3 separate regions of the Homo sapiens genome follow, and regions 1 and 3 are each linked to region 2. A link is an interaction called in ENCODE POLR2A ChIA-PET data of the cell type or tissue named here. Cell type or tissue: OCI-LY7. All regions are shown on one strand. Region 1 has its middle 500 kb from the start of GRM7-AS3. Region 2 has its middle 550 kb from the start of GRM7-AS3. Region 3 has its middle 9.2 kb from the start of GRM7-AS3.

The links. Peaks named below come from ENCODE experiments on the same cell type or tissue, not always from the same donor. Only the 100,000 strongest peaks of a DNase experiment are listed, where the experiment ranks them.
Region 1: POLR2A ChIA-PET joins it to region 2 with 5 read pairs; 2 of 35 experiments call an interaction of 5 or more read pairs at or near these places.
Region 3: POLR2A ChIA-PET joins it to region 2 with 6 read pairs; 2 of 35 experiments call an interaction of 5 or more read pairs at or near these places.

What each region holds. Positions count from the first base shown.
Region 1 is chr3:6,303,522-6,306,021 of GRCh38, reverse strand. No RefSeq gene overlaps it. Among named protein-coding and RNA genes, the nearest start is that of GRM7-AS3, 500 kb to the left of the region's middle. In OCI-LY7, no CTCF peak of the experiment used is centred here; no DNase peak of the experiment used is centred here.
Region 2 is chr3:6,249,352-6,251,851 of GRCh38, reverse strand. No RefSeq gene overlaps it. Among named protein-coding and RNA genes, the nearest start is that of GRM7-AS3, 550 kb to the left of the region's middle. In OCI-LY7, no CTCF peak of the experiment used is centred here; DNase peaks (open chromatin) are centred at 1,491 and 1,931; H3K4me3 peaks cover 886 bases; H3K27ac peaks cover 1,654 bases.
Region 3 is chr3:6,813,449-6,815,948 of GRCh38, reverse strand. No RefSeq gene overlaps it. Among named protein-coding and RNA genes, the nearest start is that of GRM7-AS3, 9.2 kb to the right of the region's middle. In OCI-LY7, no CTCF peak of the experiment used is centred here; no DNase peak of the experiment used is centred here.

The DNA of each region.
Region 1 (2,500 bases), 54 kb before region 2:
CAGATGAGAAGGATGCATATTCTATGGTTGAGGGGTATTCTGTAGATGTGTATTAGATACAATGGGTCAAGTGTCAAATTTACATCCAGAATATTTTTGTTAGTATTCTGCCTCAATGATCTGTCTAATGTTGTCAGTGGGGTGTTGAAGTTCCTCACTATTATTGTGTGGCTACCTATGTCTTTTTGCAGGTTGAGAATTACTTGTTTTATGAATCTGGATGCTCCATTGTTAGGTGTGTATACATTTAGCATAGTTAAGTCTTCTTTTTGAATTGAACCTTTTATCATTATATAATGCCCTTCTTTGTTCTTTTCTACTGTTGTTGATTTAAAGTCTATTTTATCTGCTACAAGAATAACAACTCCTACTTTTTTTTGTTTTCCATTTGTGTGGCAGACCTTTCTCCAATCCTTTACTTTGATCCTGTGGGTGTTGTTATGTGTGAGTTGAGTCTCTGGAATATAGCAGATGGATTTGTCTTAAATTTTCATACCATTTGCTACTCTATGCCTTTTAAGTGGAGTGTTTAGACCATTGACATTCAAGGTTAATATTGATATGTTAGGTTTTGATCCTATTATGAAATTCTTAGCTGATTACTTCATTGTTTCTATTGTGTGGGTGTTTTATAGGGTCTGTGGGCTATGTACTCAAATGTGTTTTTGTGATTCTAGATATTGTCCTTTCATTTCCACATTCAGAGCACCCTTAGAGATCTCTTGTAAGGGAGGTCTAGTGGTAACAAATTCCCTTAGTGCTTGCTTGTCTGGAAAAATGTTATTTCTCCTTCACTTATGAGCCTTAGTTTGGGGAATATAAAATTCTTGGTTTGAATTTCTCTTCTTTAAAATGCTGAAAATAGCCCTCTAATGTCTCCTGTCTTGTAACATCTCTGTTGAGAAATCTGCTGTTAGGTTGATGGAGTTCCTTTTGTACATGATCTGACCTTATCTCCAGCTTCCTTTTCATTTTTTAATTTTTTTAAATTTTATTCTCCAGCTTCCTTTAAGATTTTTTTCTGTAGCATTGATCTTGGAGAATCTGAAGACTATATGCCTTGGTGATGTTCATTTTCTATTGTATCTGGCAGGTGTTCTCTGGATTTCTTCTATCTAGATTTGTACCTCTCTGGCAGGATTAGGAGAATTTTCTTGAATTATTCCCATATATATTTTTCATGTTGTTTACTTTTTCTCTTTCTCTCTCAGAAACACCAATGATGCATAAGTTTGGTCATGTTGCATAATCCCATATCTTTCAAAGGCTTTGTTCATTTTTAAAAAGGTTTTTTTTTTTCTGACTTAGTTCAAAAGACCATTTTCAGGCTGTGATATTCTTCTGTTTGGTTCAGTTTATTGATAAAGCTTTCAATTGTATGTTGAAACTTTTAAGTGAGTTTTTCAATTCCAGAAACTCTGACTTGTTTCTTTTAAAGATGTTTATCTCGTCCTTCATTTTCTTTATTACTTTAGTTTATTCGTGTTGATTTTCCATCTTGGGTTGGATCTCATTGAGCTTCCTTGTAATCCATGTTTTGAATTATTTATCTGTCATTTCTTAGTTTCCATTTTGGCTAGGGAATGCTCCTGGAGAACTAGTGTGATTCTTTAGTGGCATCACTATATTCAGAATTTTTATGATGGCAGATTATTGTACTGGTTTCTTCTTATCTGGAGATGATGGCACTTTTAACTTTTGTAATTATTTTTATACAGGTAGGATTTTTTTTCTTTCTTACCCTGTGATATTACTTATTTTCTTTCCCTTTCTTTTCCCCACTTCTTAGGGTATGTGACTGTACAGAATATTGGGTAGAGTCTTTTGCCTTCCCTTCTATAGCCATTTCTGTAGGCAGGTTTTATATTGGGCTGCGTGGTTCAACCTATATGCCAGCGGTTGACACTTATGAGTAAGAGCTGGCTTCAGCCAACGTGGCTGGGTATATACTTCATCCTAGTTTACTGGGAGAAGCTCTTTGGTGCCTTGGGCACCAGTCTGATCCATAGATTGCACAGTGATCTGAGTTACCTGCTCAGCCCTGCCGGGGGGCAGGGCAGTTCAGGGAGCAAGATGGGCAGGGCCAGATTGAGCAGGCCCGCATAGAGGTCCCCTAATGCCAGACACAAGCCCCAGCACCAAGGCAGAATCTAGCAGGTGGCCATCAAGCACCTGGTAGTGTGCCTAGCCACAGAGTTGAGGAATCTCTTGGCCTCAAGTTCTCTGCATGGGGAATGGAGGCAACCTAGACTCCTAACTCAGGGGAGGGAGTGCTCCAGATGCCTGGAGATCTGTCTGTGTGTGGAGTGTAGAGGGCCCTGATGCACCACAATCTCCACACATGGAGGGTGAGGTTATTCAGTCTGCAAATCCATGCAAATGTGTGCTTTGAATTATTTTTATACAGGTAAATACACCTGAACTTGGGGCAGGGAAGGCGGCACTTTACCACAGTATGCAAAGGAAGGATGGGCCAGCTCAGGCTGCTGATTCAAGCAAG
Region 2 (2,500 bases):
CACCCTCCTTGACATTTTCATTTTCCACTTGATTGAGAAGACCTTAAAGGCAGCAACACTTCTTATTCACTTCTACTTCCTATGTGTCTAGTGTGGTGTCAAACTGAAAGGGGCATTCAATTTTTTCTTTCATTTAAAATAAATATTAAAGTGTATATGTGAGAAAGAGACAGAGACAGGCTGGCAGAGACAAGAGAGAGTATGTACTATGTGCTGGACATTTTCTTTCAGTTGACTGAACAGTGAAGAAAACAAATGCCCTGCTTCGATGGAGTTTATATGCTCAATAAGTGTTGAATTAATAAATACCTGATACTGCCAATTTCTCCTCTTCTCTAAAATGTTTCCCTACAAGCCACATTGCCTTGCCTTCTTCTACCTCTTGATGGTGCCTCTGGGGATCCTTGGTGGCTCCTCTTTCTACCTCCAGTCCTAGACATAAATATTTCTCAAGTTTCACTTGCCATGCCTCTGCTCTTTCCTTTCTCTGCTCTCACCCTCTGAGATCTCATCAATTCTTACAGATTAGACTGTCATGCGTATTGTCCCAATTCAAATGCTTCATCAATTGCCTGCTGGAAATGTCAATTAGGACATCCACCCGTAACTTTGAACTCAGCATATCTAATGAAAGCTCATCTCCTCTCCCCTTGAGACCACTCATAAATAGTGAAGGTAAATTTCTGGCTTTAAGAATTTCACAGAAAGAATTTCAGTTTATATGTATGTATATAAACACATATGTGTGTATATATGTGTGAATAGATGTATATGTGTGTGCGTATACATGTGTGTGTGTTCATATACGATGGATGAACAAAATATATTTTCTACTATGAGCTGTGGCCAAAAATATTTGAAAGCCAATGGAGTATATGAGCTCCAAATTCCAAGAACTTAAAAACATGATATGTTAACATACCTTAAACTCACAAGAATTCAATTATTATAGCAAAATTTATAGCCATTCTACCATGTATTCTGCTGTGCTAAGTGCTGGGATCACTGGTGATGTGCTTGTTTACTGTTTTTTTTCCTGATGAGAAGGCACCTTTTCCCAGGGTTGGGCGGCACCCTTTCCCAGGTGCCTTCTCATCAGGAAAAGAAACAGTAAACCAGCAAATAGGGCAAAATAACTTGACAGATATTATATATTTATATATGATTTAGATGTTTCTGCTGTGGCCCAATATATGTGTTTCTGGAAAATCTTTTGTTGTACAAAATTGAACATGAAAACAGCAGGGCTTATATGACTAGTAAAAATCAGAGTAGATCAACACAATATTTTAATCAAAGCAATAACAAAAACAACAATTTATATGCCACCTGATAGCTTGGATATCCTAGACAAGCTACTTTGGCAAATTATAAAAGTTCACATAAAAGAACAGCCTTGGAGAGCTGGCTTGCAGGTACTGAATAAAAGCAGCAGATAGAAATGGAGCTCTGAATCAGCAGGGTTGTTGTTAAGGTGAACAGAGGAGGAAGTGAAACCTGTCTTTAGCAGAGAGTCACACAGGCTAGGGTTCATACCTCTGTGAGGAAGGAGACTGAGCACACACATTTATTTTTATTTTATATTTATTATTTATTATTTTATAATTTGTATTATAATTTGTATTTTATTTGTAGTTGACACATAATAATTGTCCATATTTACATGATATACAGTGATATTCCAATGCATGTATACAATGTGTAGTGATCAAATCTGGGTAATTAGCATATCCATCATTTATCATTTCTTTGTTTTGTGGACATTTAAAATCTTTCCACTATCTTTTTTGGAAATATAAACCAAAATATTATTTTTAAATGTCCCTTTCTTCCCTAAAGCTCTTCAGCCCTAAAGTAGAACTAAAATATCTCTGTGCAGCAAGTCGAGCGTGGAGCATTTCCTTTTTTCTCGGTAAAGTTTTAAACTCTGCTGTAGTTATTGTGTCTCTCCTTGCCTAGAAAAAAATCACAAATGAACAAACACTCTTTCCCCACCAGAATATCACTATGACTCCCCTGTCCATATGTCTACCTTGTTTTGCCTCAAGTCTGTGGTGCTGGCATAGTTATTAATAGCACCCCTTTCATTCTCAAAAGTATCTGAGTTTGCACCACAGATTAAATGGCCATCCTAATTATTTTGATATTTAACAATCTATTGTAGCAGGGAAGACTGAAAATTCTGGATAATAGGTTGTGATCAATGCAGTGATAATATTAAGCATGTGTTGATAGGACTAACAAGAAAGACGCATGTAAAACGTTTTAGCACTAGCTTCATGGAGAAGACGTTTAAACTGAACCATAAGAGGGAACCGCCAGAGAAGTTGTTGCCAATGGAAAAGGAAACAGAGGAAATTGCCTGTGCAAAGTCTCTGTGGTGAGAAACAGTCTGGCAGGTTAGAAGAACTGAAAGGCAGCCAGTGTAACTGGATGTGGAGGGAAGGGAGCCAAGGATGGTGGCTTGAACTTAGGTCATCTCAAGGTGGACAGTGGGTGC
Region 3 (2,500 bases), 560 kb before region 2:
TAAAAGACCTTCTGACCTCTCCTAAACATGGCTGCTCAGTGGAGATAATTGCTAGTCCTTCTTATTAGTAGTTTCCATTTCTGAGTTTGCTTTGTTATAACTACTTAGTTTCTTATTATTCTCAAGCTCTTTATCAGACAGCCTGAACTCTTGCCTATATTGTATATTCTTTTCTCTTTCTCTCACCATTTTTTGTCTCCCTTTTTTTTTTTTTTTTTTTTTTTTTTTTGCTATGATCTTCTCGTCCTAGAAAAAGTAATTTCACACATACTGAATTACTGCAATTTAGGTCAGAGAGACCAGGCACCATGAAAATAAGTTCTTTATTTAGAAAAAAAAAAAAGCTTCTGATCTATTTCTCCTGTTAAGCTTGTGAGAGTCTCACCTTCCTCGTGTTATGGATATTGCAAAGAAGATATTTTTAAAGCACCCTTTAAAAAAGTCCCAAGAGGTACCAAATATGCTAATATCTTTCCACAACGCTGTTTCAGAAAAGTAGGAACACGTTAGAGGAAGCAAAAACCTCTTATTTTCATCCTTCTCTTAACGTCGTTGGTAAACCTTCTGTGACTTGATACAAACCAAATCTGATCTTCTGCCTTTTTATGCTAAAATCATGGGGGAGTGTGTATACTTTGATTATATTGGTTTTATGAGCGTTTAGGAGATTATTGCGGAGCGTTAAGTTTTACTTTGCATTTGTTAATAAATATTCATTTGTTATTTGTAGGGGAGTGTGCTTATATGCTCACACACTCCATGGGTATTATGCCAAAACCTTTGCAAAAATTATATCATTTTATTAAATATGACACTATTTAACTAAAATTTTCAGAGTACAAGCAACTGAATTAAGATCACACAGCTCAAAAGTGCCAGTGCCCACACTAAATCCTCAAATTTGGACAGTGCAATGGTGCAACTCCATTACTTCTTTTTTTTTTTTCTTCCACTTCTACCACATTTGCCTCCAAATAGCTAAATAGAGTGACTCAGTTGAAGTCAACAGATATTGCTGAGGGTCTTCTGTGGGCAAAGTGCCATGCCAGATGGTGTGGGGCATGCACAGGGGAACAAATAGGAACTCACAACCAAGAAATGGTGCAGCTAGTCTTGTCTCAGTCAGAAGAGAAAACAATAAAGCCTCTGAACAGAAAAAGCCATTTTCCTTCTTTCGGACGGACAACATGGTCTAGTCAACATTTACTCTTTACCCTGGAGGGAGATGCCACTAACTGAAAGATGAGATGGTTCGCTACATCTTATTTATTATTATTTTTTGCTAGATTTCACTCATATGTTTCCACCACATGACTTGACTCTCCTGAGGGCTTTATAGCATGGATGCCACTTTGAGATATTAAGGATGCCTAAAGGAGCATGTGAAAAAGAAAAGACATTCTGAATTCAACTCCTGTGACTCTGTTGCCAGAGAGAAGACAATGCTGGTGACCTGAGCATCAGCTGAAGACCCGGATTCTATGCTTGGGAACTGCCATGGTTTGGGTATCTGACACTTCCAAATCTCCTGGCAAAATTTGATCCTAATGTTGGAGTTGGGGCTTAATGGAAGGTGTTTGGGGCAGGGGGGTGGGAGGACCCCCTCATGAATAGATTAATGCCCTCCTTGTGGCGAAGGGGCAGCGAGTGAGTTCTCATTCTATTAATTCCTGTGAGAACTGGTTGTTAAAAAAGAGCCTGGCACCTCCCACCTCTCATTCTCTGACTCCCTCTCTGGTCATGTGATCTCTGCACACGCCAGCTCCCCTTCACCTTCCACCATGGGTGGAAGCAGCCTGAGGCCCTCACAAGATGCAGAAGCTGGTGCCATGCTTCCTGTATGGTCTGCAGAGCTGTAAACCAAATACACCTCTTTTATTTCTTAATTACCCAGCCTCGGGTATTCTTTTACAGCAGTAAGACAGGAATGATCCCAGCATTCCTCTCATTGGGTTTAAATGAGAAATCTTTTTCCCAACATGGCAGTTTTAACCCTTCAATAAAAACTAGCAAAGCGCCTATCTATATGCAAAACCCTGTAGTAGTTCCTGGTGATTCAGAGAGAACACGAACTACTCATGGGCTTTCTATCAGGGACCTCTCATACTTAAGAATATGAATACACAGGCTGGACGCGGTGGCTCATGACTGTAATCCCAGCATTTTGGGAGGCCAAGGCAGGCAGATCACCAGGTCAGAATTTCAAGACCAGCCTGGCCAACATGGTGAAACCCCATCTCTACTAAAGATACAAAAAATTGGCCAAGCGTGGTCTCATATGCCTGTAATCTCAACTACTTGGGAGGCTGAGGCAGGAGAATCGCTTGAACCCGGGAGGCGGAGGTTGCAGTGAGCTGAGATCACGCCATTGCACTCCAGTCTGGGTGACAGGGCAAGAATCTGTCTCAAAAAAAGAAAAAAGAATATTAAGACACATATAAATATCTAATTATAGGGGCTGATTAGGACTATGAGAAGGTGGTAGGGGAGAGTGATGACC